Regions from separate parts of the Mus musculus genome. Here region 1 is linked to region 2. The links are chromatin contacts, found by Hi-C or POLR2A ChIA-PET in ENCODE. All regions are on one chromosome and are shown on one strand. Each heading gives the region's core, a stretch centred on a gene start or an enhancer-like site at or near the end of the contact. The rest is flanking DNA. Distances are from core to core; before and after follow the strand shown. Region 1 overlaps Scp2 (sterol carrier protein 2, liver). Region 2 holds the start of Scp2 (sterol carrier protein 2, liver).

What was found. Hi-C counts contacts between places; a loop is a spot of excess contacts on that map. ChIA-PET counts read pairs that join two places held with the same protein, here RNA polymerase II (POLR2A).
Region 1: a map of heart shows a loop between it and region 2 (4-fold over the local background). The contact joins the enhancer-like site here to the promoter of Scp2 in region 2. A Hi-C loop is called at or near these places in 4 of 37 maps with a recorded cell type or tissue (heart and left cerebral cortex). POLR2A ChIA-PET finds 5 or more read pairs at or near these places in 1 of 5 experiments (embryonic stem cell).

Annotation. Positions count from the first base shown.
Region 1 is chr4:108,069,043-108,073,965 of GRCm38, forward strand. Scp2 (sterol carrier protein 2, liver) reads right to left here. Exons shown (of 16, transcript NM_011327.4): 12 at 2,215-2,368. Among named protein-coding and RNA genes, the nearest start is that of Mir6397, 16 kb to the right of the region's middle. Within about 2 kb of position 2,314, at least 1 of the 3 ENCODE cell types and tissues checked has a DNase peak (open chromatin) inside an H3K27ac peak, as active enhancers do; it is heart, where a contact is called at or near this core.
Region 2 is chr4:108,117,118-108,122,661 of GRCm38, forward strand. It overlaps Scp2 (sterol carrier protein 2, liver), which reads right to left and starts at 1,430. Exons shown (of 16, transcript NM_011327.4): 1 at 1,262-1,430. The coding sequence starts at 1,330.

The sequences.
Region 1 (4,923 bases), core at 1,064-3,563, 47 kb before region 2:
AAACCAAGACTCCTTGGAGAAATGACGGGGCTAGGCATGGGCCATAGAAAGGACAAGAGGGGCTGCGGACATGGACCCAGATGTGGTTCCCACATCAGGCAGCTTAGAACCACCTATGTAATCCCAGCTTGGGGGGGGGGGGGGGCTGGTGCCTTCACTTACTGCATAGCCAAGCCCAAAAGCACATAAATACTAAAAACTGTAAAAACAAAGTGGAAGAAGAGATTGGAGTAACTTCTCGAGCCAGAAAAGAGAGAAAGGAAGGCCTACACAGACTCGGGGACACAGGGTCACCTTGAGAGGGTCCCCACTGGCCAAACCAGGGGCAGTCACTGCAACAAAATAATTGATACTAAAGGACTGTGATCTCAAGGATAAAATAAGGCCTTGTGACTTCATGCAGTGTATATGAATACACTTAAAGACAGGAAAAGGAGGGAAATTTCTTCCTTAGAGCAGAATATCATCAATGGGAGCTAAAATTAAGAGTGCCTCTATAATTTGCCTTTTTATGATCTCACTGGCAAACTACAGAGGCAGCAAACAGAGCAGGGGTTGCAAGATGGGCAGAGTAAGGGCTGCTGGAAACCTACACAAAGAAATAAAGAGCTGGCTGGGCGAATGCTTTTAATCCCAGGACTTGGGAGGCAGACGCAGGTGGATTCATGAGTTTGAGGCCAGCCTGGTTCACACAGAGTTCCAGGACAGTGTTACATAGTGAGACCCTGTCTCAGCAGAGAGAAAAAGAACCAAAGGACTAGGGAAGCGGGTCATAGAATCATTGTGGACCTCACCTATGGTGGAAATTATACATTGCACCTTTTACATGTGAGAACTTGCAGGCACATACTAAAATGGTGAAGCAAGAAACTCACTGCCTCTAATACAAAGCTAGCCTGGTCTGGTCTAAGGTGTGAGACTGCTTAAAAAAAAAAAAAAAGGCTGTGGACAAACTTCCTAATTTTACTCTAAAGAAAACGAAATATCTATGACAATTATACTGACTGTGTTGGCTTTTCATAGCTTGATTATTTTTCCCCTAAGGGGTTTCATCTCAAGTGTGAACTGCATGGTGTTCCAGGGTCATCAGCATAGAACTGATGAATCAGATTGAGGAAGAAACAAGATGAGCCCTCTAAGGACTGCAAAAGAGCATGGGTATTTGAAAGAAGAAACTCTTAAGTTTAAGATGTTATCTTAATGTTTGAAACAAAAACAAAATTCTGGGCAGAAAAAGAAGAGTGAGACCAGAGAGAGGAAAAACCATCCCGAAGTTTGTAAAAGTTAAAGACTATATAGTAGATAGTGGCCCCTATCCTTTGTAGGACAAACTGTATAAGAAAACGATTAAGTAATCACCAGGAATTTCAAGAGAAAAGGAGCACATTCGTGTTAAAAAGTTACAGGGTGGTTAAAGGAGGAAAGACATAGCTAGCCAAGGATAATCAACTCAGAACACACCAGACCTCCAAACAGACCCTGAGGTGGTTCACTGCGAAAGGCTCATCATGAAAGAGAATAATTAAAGCAAGAGGAAAAAAAGATTTTGTGGACTAAGAAAGATTCTCTGGTGTAAGATAACAGGGGCAAGGAGCCAGTGGAGGGAATGCTAGGAAGATTCAAGAGGGTATACATAGTAGCTAGTACAGGTGGTTGGAAACCACGCACACAGAGGAACGCTGGGCCTTGGAAAAGGAGGAAGAGAACCCGGAGAGGCTGCAAGGAAAACAGGAATCCCAGAAGGCTGGGACAAGAGGTAACGACAGAGGCAGAGACTGCAAAGACAGGAAGCAAGCAAGCCCCTGGAATTCCAACAGCAACGAGGGCTTGATTCAGAAACACATTTTCCAGGTTCCAATGGCACATGTAGTTGGTGGCTTTCTCTGACAGCAGCCAGAAGCCAAGGAGAAAGCCAACTGTGAGAAAGGCAAGCAAAAGGTGACTAGTCTACATTCCGCAGGCTTGTGGGCCAGCACTCCTGGCTTCGCTGCCTCTTTCTGAACAAATTTTCCTAAGGTTGTCTCGGCTTAAAAACTAAGTCTTAACTTTTAAAACCACGTTAACGAAGTTATGTCATACTTTCCCTTAAATGCTTAATATGTGGTTGGGGTTTGGTTTTTGTTGTTGTTGTTGTTGTTTGTTTTTTTTAATATGCAAGCGTCACTTATTGTAAAGCATGAGGACAAAAGTGACAGAACTTAGAATGTCACTTACCTGGCAGCTTCGGGAAAACCCATCCTGTAGAGGGTGACAACCACAGCTCCTCCGAGGCCTAGATTGTGCTGCAGAGCCACCTTTGCCCCGGGAACCTGCCTCTTTCCGGCTTCGCCTCTCAGCTGCCAGCAGAGCTCCGCGCACTGAGCCAGACCTGGCGAGTCGAGCACAGAGCGTCCCGGGCCGCGTTAGAGCGCAGACTCCGCCCACCCGCGCCAGCGAGCCGCTAGTTGGGACTTCCCGCCAAAGCCACGCACGCCTGCAGAGCTTAAAGCCCAAGATTCACAGCTAGTTCCCACGCTAAGAGAATTAGCATTTAAGAAAGACTCGAGTTCAGGAAATCAACACTTGCATTTTCAACCCATTTTTTTCCGGGTGTGTTGAAATGGAAAACACAGTGTCTAGTGGTGCACACTTTTAAACCCTGCACTCAGAAGACAGGCAGGCGGATCTCTTGAGAGTTCAAGGCCAGCCTGGTCTACAGTTTGAGTTCCAGGACAGCCAATGCCACAGCAAGATTCTGTCTCAAATAAATAAATAAATAAAATAAAATAAAAAGTGAAAGAAAATTTTGAGATGGGACATTTTGAAAAAGCAATGAGATCAAATTGAACTCAAGATGCTTGTGATATGAAGTGGGAAAATGAGGTGGGCGTAGGGAATGATCTACAACACTAAAAATATTTGAAGTAGTCATAAGGAATTCTTATTTTATATTTACTTAAAATACATGTAATACATATAAGTGTATTTGCATACATACATATGTATATACACTTTGTTTAAGTGATGCCATACCACTTGGGGTAATAGTGCCCGTTCCAGGAGCCACAGACTATCTAATAAAAAGCCCTGTGCCATGCATGAATTGTTTGGTCCAGGGAGATCAAGCTTGATTTCATCCCAGAAGTCAAAGGTAAGTGTCTATTGCGAAAGATAGCACACACACTTGAACACAGGACTCGAGAAGTCGAGCTGGAACTAATCCAAAAGCCTCCTGGGGCCTAGCTTTCATAGTACCAGAAGGTGCTATGCTATGCAAGCTGGAAGTGGGAGGAGGGCCAGGATCAACAGACCTAATCACCTGTGGTGCCTATGAGCCACAGAAATGATATCTCTACACAGCAAGATATCTCTAAAGGTTCAATAAAGACATGTAGTCCCTCCCACCTCTACCCCTCTGTGTAGCCTTGTCTGTCCTGGAACTAGTTCTGTAGACCAGGCTGGCCTAGAACTCACAGAGATCTGCCTGCCTCCCCAAAGTGCTCAGATTAAAAGCATGCACTACCAGTGCCCAGCTGACCTTTATATCTTGATGGTAAATATACACACTCACACATAATTAAAAATAAACCAAGGTGGGGTTGGGGGGAGACATGCTTTTAACCCCAGCACTCAGGAGGCAGAGGCAGGCAAATCTATGTTTGAGGCCATCTTGATCTACAGAGTGAGTTCCAGAACAGCCAGGGCTACACAGAGAAGCCCTGTCTTGAATAAACAAACAAATGAATAAAATAAATACATAAGTGAAATTAAAATAAATCTTGCAAAAGACTTAAATTAAATATGAGGGTGTGACAACCCTGGAGGGCAGACTCTGGCAAATGGAAGATGCTTCCATCACACCCCTGAGCATCTGTGACAGACTTTCATAGAGAAATGGTTCCATAGAAGAGAGAAATGAATAAATGATATAAATTTATTTTATATCATTTCTTAAATGATAATAAATGAACCAAAGAAGAAACAAAAGAAGAACACAGCAGCAAGGCAGTGCACACACTGCAGCTAGCTGGTGTGCTCAGTCTGTCCGCCTGGCCCAACCCTCATTTATCTTTTTTCTGGAAGACTTTGGTACCCAGGGCCTTCTATATCCTAAACAAGTCAAGCACAGTATCCTACCGTAAAGCAACAGCACCCGTACCCTGACACACTGCCTTCCTTCCTCCTCCCCCAACACAACATCTAGCTCTTCTATTTTCTACTGCATTATAAGCTTATGAAATCTTGAGTGTTTCATTGGTGTCGTTTATTGTTGGTTTTTGGAAACAGCCCTGGCTGTTGTGGAACTCACTCTGTAGACTAGGCTGGCTTCAACTGACTCACAGAGATCCTTCAGCCTCTGTCTCCTGACTGCTGGAATTAAAGATGTGCATCACCAAGCCCCGCTGAAATTTTGAATCTTAAGTAGAAATACAATAAAGTTAACTAATAAGTAGATTGTTAATTATAACTTCTCTATTGTAAAACTGCAAGAACTTAAAATAGTCCACTAATCAATAAGACACGATAAGATAAAGAAGAAACACAATCATCTATACAATACCATCTGTCTTTACAGAAATAAACCACAGAGTTTTACCACTAAGTTACCTTAGAAACTCCAATACAGAAGATGTCAATTTTTTTAGCTAAAGATTTAACAGTCAAAGTGATTAATTTCCAGTGGGCAGTGAAGCCATAGTAAAATTTTAATTTCAGAATTCCTAGTCCAGTTTTCTCGAGAGAAAATGAGTTCCATGCAGTGCTAAGGAGGCATCCAACAACACACAATGTGTTCATCTGGAACCATCTTACCTGGTGACTCTAGTAAGCTCTCTGTTAGGAAACATCTTGTTAGCTAAGTGCACTGCAGCTAACGAGAAATCAAATGACTGCAGTTAAAAAGCATTAAAAACCCGTCACCATCTGAGTTCAAAGAATGCAAGC
Region 2 (5,544 bases), core at 180-2,679:
TTGCAGGTTCAGAGGGGGGGGGGCAGTTTGAGAGACTGAATCAGAAGTTTAAAGCCAGCCAGGGCCATATAAGATACTTTTTTAAAAAAAAATCTAGAGAATATTCTGGAAAGTTTTACTGCCCACCTACTTACTATATGAGAAGCTCCCCCTCTGAGAAACAGTGGGATGCCCTTTAAGTTTTAGAACATATTAGTCAACTTTTCTATTTACATGTTTTGAATAAATTATTTGTTTTCACCTGTTACTAAGATAATGTAAAATTTGGGTTTTGTTTTTTTTTTTTACAGTACAAAAAGATTCTTCACAGTAACTCTTTCACCAGTAAATCCATTTAATATCAATCATCTAACATTCACTGTCATTAGGCACGAGTGATTTATCACTGTGAGTGATACAGCAGTAAATAATTGTGGTACCCACCCTGTAGCAATACATTAGGAGAATATAGTCATCTGAACAAAGAATCCCAGTGCATCAAAGTAAATTAGAGCTAAGCTCAAGGCTCTAGAGGTAAGAAAGACAAGATAGGGCTGGCGAGATGGCTCAACGGGTAAGAGAACTGACTGCTCTTCTGAAAGTCCTGGGTTCAAATCCCAGCAACCACATGTTTGTTTGTTTTGTTTTGTTTGTCGGTTTGGTTTGCTTTGTTTTGTGAAACAAGGTCTTGATATGATTCAGACTCGCAGCAGTTCTCCTGGCTGCATCTCCTAAAGCTCATACTAGAGATGTGAACCACCCGGCCGGCCTACTCGGGATTTAGAATCTAAGGAAGTGTGAGATTTGTGCTGTGTTGGGGGCTCCTTCACAGACTAAAAAGCTAGAATAAGCAAACAGGAAGGCGAATAAAAAAATGACTGAGAGGGGCTGGCGAGATGGCTCAGTGGTTAAGAGCACCGACTGCTTTTCCGAAGGTCCGGAGTTCAAATCCCAGCAACCACATGGTGGCTCACAACCATCCGTAACGAAATCTGATGCCCTCTTCTGGAGTATCTGAGGACAGCTACAATGTACTTACTTACATGTACTTACATATAATAAATAAATAAATCTTTAAAAAAAAAAAAAATGACTGAGAGAACAAGCCCAAGATACTGAGACCCTAGTGACAGCATCATACACCCTCAGGTCGCCTCTCTGGAGGGAAAGGTCAGAGGGACAGCAGCGCAGACTGTGACCGTCCCCTTGCCGCGCTTCCCTGTCGCCTCGGACTGCGGGGAATAACAGAGGCAGATCTCTCGCTGCTCACAACTCTGTTTACCTTGGTCATGCCAACGCCGACCACGAACACCCGGCGCAGGCGCGGAGATTTCAAAGCGACAGAAGGCATGGCTCCAGCAGCGAAGGTCTCCTACAGACTGAGGCTTTGCAGAACCAAAGCCGGGTCGGGTCCGATTATCCCAACCCCAGGCGTCGGGGGCGGGGCCGCAGCGTCAGGGGCGGGGCCGAGTTACGGGAACCGACCGGAGGAGGCAGGGTAGAGGATGTACGCATGCGTGGCGATCCTAGAGCCAAGTCCTTTATGGGTTCTTTTGACCTACTGTGTTAGACTCAGGCAAAGTTTCTCAAGGAGGCCTCGGTTTCTGTGCTTCCTCTTTTTACAGTGAGAGAGGGAAGGCCTAAAATGGAAGCTCTGGCCTCAGAGGAAACTCAGAATCCTGTGGGGATTCTCTAGAGTGTTAGAGACGTTCTGTATGTGTGAGAGTAGTTACAACACGCAGTATATGAGCAAAAAGCACGATGTACACTAATAAAGTCAGAATTCTATGTGCGGATAAGATGTTTTTTAAAAATTAAGTCAGATCAGGGCTTAGTGGTTCACACCTTTAATATCTCCACACGAGAGGAAGAGGCAGGCAGATCTCTGCCAAAAATGGTACAAAGACCAAAATCCATCAAAGACCTGGTCCATAGTTCCAGGAAACAGGAAAGTCTCTAAATGTGGTAACCTTACGTTTTGGCTTCCGTAGTTCTGTTTCTTGCTAATTGAAGTGTGCCAACCAGAATGTGGGTTTCCATGATTGGACAAGTATCCTCTGTAGCCAGGAGCCATCAATACGAAGTTTGTTCTCAGCCTTAAGAGTGTCTGTGTCGGGCTGGAAAGATGGCTCAGCGGTTAAGAGCACTGACTGTTCTTAAAGGTACTGAGTTCAAATCCCAGCAACCACGTGGTGGTTCACAACCATCCGAAATGCGATCTGATGCCCTCTTCTGGGGTGTCTGAAGACAGCTACAGTCATAAATAAATAAATAAATAAATAAATAGGAAAAAAAGGTATATATTACTATCCCCTAAACTTAAAAAAAAAAAAAAAAAAAAAAGAGTGTCTGTGTCTCTATTACTATCCCCTTTAAAAGAAAAAAAAAAAGAGTTTCTGTGTCTGAGCTGGCGAGATGGCTCAGCGGGTAAGAACACTGCTCTTCTGAAGGTCCTGAGTTGAGATCTGACGCCCTCTTCTGGTGTGTCTGAAGACAGCTACAGTGCACTTATGTATAATAATAAATAAATCTTAAAAAAAAAAAAAAAAACAGACTGTCTGTGTGCTGTTCTCTGGTGGACATGCCTCAAAACAAATTCAAGTCCAGCCTGGAATCATCTGCAAAGTGAGACCCTGTCTCAAAAAAAAAAAAAAAAAAAAAGAAGAAGAAGAAGAAGAAGTTATAATGTGCATGGGGGGGGCTAACTTGCTCTGTAGACCAGGCTGGCCTCACATACAGAAATCCGCCTGTCTCTGCCTCCCAAGAGCTGGGATTAAAGACTTGGGCCATTACTGCCCAGCAACTATGCATATTTTTTTGTAACAGCCAGTCAAGCATAATCCGATCGGTCAGACCATGTCTGGTAAAGCGACTGCTCGTCTGTTACTATTTCTTTACTGTCCTTCCATTGTTCTAGCTGTAAATATTGTCCATGTTCGAAAGCTGAGCTCCCTGAGCCTCTTTTGATTATGAATAATGCCTATCTTATGTGTGAATTATTTCTTATGTGGCAGAGCAACACTTGGGAAAGCAAGCAGATCCTAACACTTGGGAAAGCAGAGGCAGGTGGCTGGCTATCTATGAGTTTAAGGTCAGCCTGGTCTACACAGCCAGTTCCAGGACAGACAAAGCTATGTAGAAAGCCCCTGTCTCCAAAAAAAAAAAAAAAATCAGATTTATCCTTCAACTTAACTGATTGGAAGTTCTTTTAACCTGCCGATTGTTATTTGAAGAGTCTGTATTTGTGGGCTAGCCTACTCACCTTTGTTTGTAACTCTACAATCAACATGTGAGATGATGAACGGTATGTTTCCCAAAGCCATCCTTTCATCTGTGGACAGACTAGGACACAATCTACCCTCTTAATCCAGCTCTCACAATGTAAACCCATGATTTCCAAGGTCTTACTTGGTCCTTCCAGTACCCTCCCCCTTTGTTGCATTTCTGCCTTCTCGTGCTTAAGGCTTATTGACAAACCTAGTGAGACTAACACTATTGGCCTTGCTTCATTATTGACAAATCCGTAAACAATAATTTTATACACAAAACAAGGAATATCTTGTGGTGCTTGCTTGACAGAATTGTCACACACTCAGAAAGCTAATCCTGTTTCCTCTAGAAGCAGTGATTCACTGATCAGTGCTCCAATTGACTCCGTACAGTTGCTATGGGGCAGGCTAGCTGTTGAAATAGTTAGTTGGGAAGTTGAACTAAGACAATAGCTTGAGCTCAAATATTGAGACCAACCTACGCAGCATGGAATAAGGAAGAGAAGGGGAATTTGACTGTATGGATTGTGTGTGTTCATGTGTATACAATTTCTGAGCTCTTTTTAATTTTTTTTTGACAGAGTTTCTCTGTATAGCCTTGGCTTTCCTGGAACTGACCATGCTTCCCTTGAACCTATAGAGATCCACCTTCCTCTGCCTCCCAAGTGCTAGAATTAAAGGCATATGCCATCACTGCCCAGCTCTGAGACCCTTTCTAACCCTTAGAACCTATAGTAAGAGCCCCTCATAGGTCTCCATGGCAGAAAGCATCATTTAGCCAGAAGAACACTCTCTCTCTAAGACACCTCTTGTAATTGTTTTTAGACTGGTAGATGGGTGGGCATTTGGAGCTGAAGAGAAGGCTCAGTGGCTAAGAGTACCTGCTACTCTTACAAAGGGCCTGGGTTCCATTCCCAGCACCCACATCGGACACTCACAACTGGGAGTCCAGTTCTATCTGGAAGTCTAGTTCTATTGTATCTGATGCCCTCTAATGACCTCCATGGAAACTGGGCACACATGTGGCATACATACAAACATGCAGCCAAAACACTCACACACGTAAAAGAAACTAATCTTTAAGGGTGGGTATTCATAAACTCTAGCTATGAGAGGCGAGTAGCTGAGATACAAGCAGGGAGAGTGAGCACTCGTGTTGCAGGCATAATGGAGAGCATCCAGGAGGAAGCAGAGAAGGATCACTATGAGGAAACATCAACACATTTCAGTTCTGATGCTGAACACCAAGCAGGCTTGGTAAGTACTGAATCCACTGTCGTGGGGTCCCTGCAAGCTTCACGATCTGCCTGAGGTAAGAAACTTCTGGAGTCTGGTACCAGGCCAGCTTATTTTAGACATCTTTAAATTTAAATTACAATATAATTTTGGGAAAATGTTTCCAGGCAATTATTATTTCACTCCCACATGCACAGTAAAGCTTAATATGTAACGACATCAAAAACTGTTGCAAAATTCATGTGACCTCTACCATGAAGATGGGTTTTATAGCTTAAAGGCCTAAGATCTGATGTGGCCCCTGGCTAATAGAGGTCGTCACCAGGGTATAAAATACATGTGACATCTCCCCTAAAGATGGATTCTATTGACTGAGAAACAAAAGTAAAGAGAATGGTTTAGAGAGGGAGAGTTTGGGAGAAATGGTCTGGGAGGTCTGGGGGTGTGGGGCTGGGGTCTGGGAGAGGCCTGGCTCTATAGTTAACAAAGATCACCAGAAAATTAACAATATCCAGTCCCAGCCTTTGGCATGGAGAGCAGGTTTTCATTTCCTTCATCGAGGAGAAATTTCTGTGTGGTTAATATTGCTGATTTTCCCCAATGGTTATCTGTGAGCACTCCTGCCTTCTGCACACTGTTTCTGGGGGGAAGCCAAGTTCAAACTGAGATTGGCTGCCCTCAGGAATACTACAAGAAAAGACTTGCAGGGGGCAGGAGAATGGAACAAAGGAGCCCATAGTCCATAGGTCATTTTCATTATTTCCAAAGGCCTAGTGGAAATTCACACACATCTTACTAATATCAATAAATACACAGTTTTAAAAATCAGCATAACGAGGGCTGGAGAGCTGGCTCAGAGGTTAAGAGCACTGGCTGCTCCTCCAGAGGACCTGAGTTCAATTCCCAGCAACTATATGGTGGCTCACAACCATCTGTAATGGGAGCCGATGCCATTTTCTGGCACGGAGGTGTACATGCAGCTAGAGCACTCATATACATAAAAACAAAGAATCTCTTTGAAAAATAATCAAAAAGGGTCTGGAAAGACAGATCAAAGCGC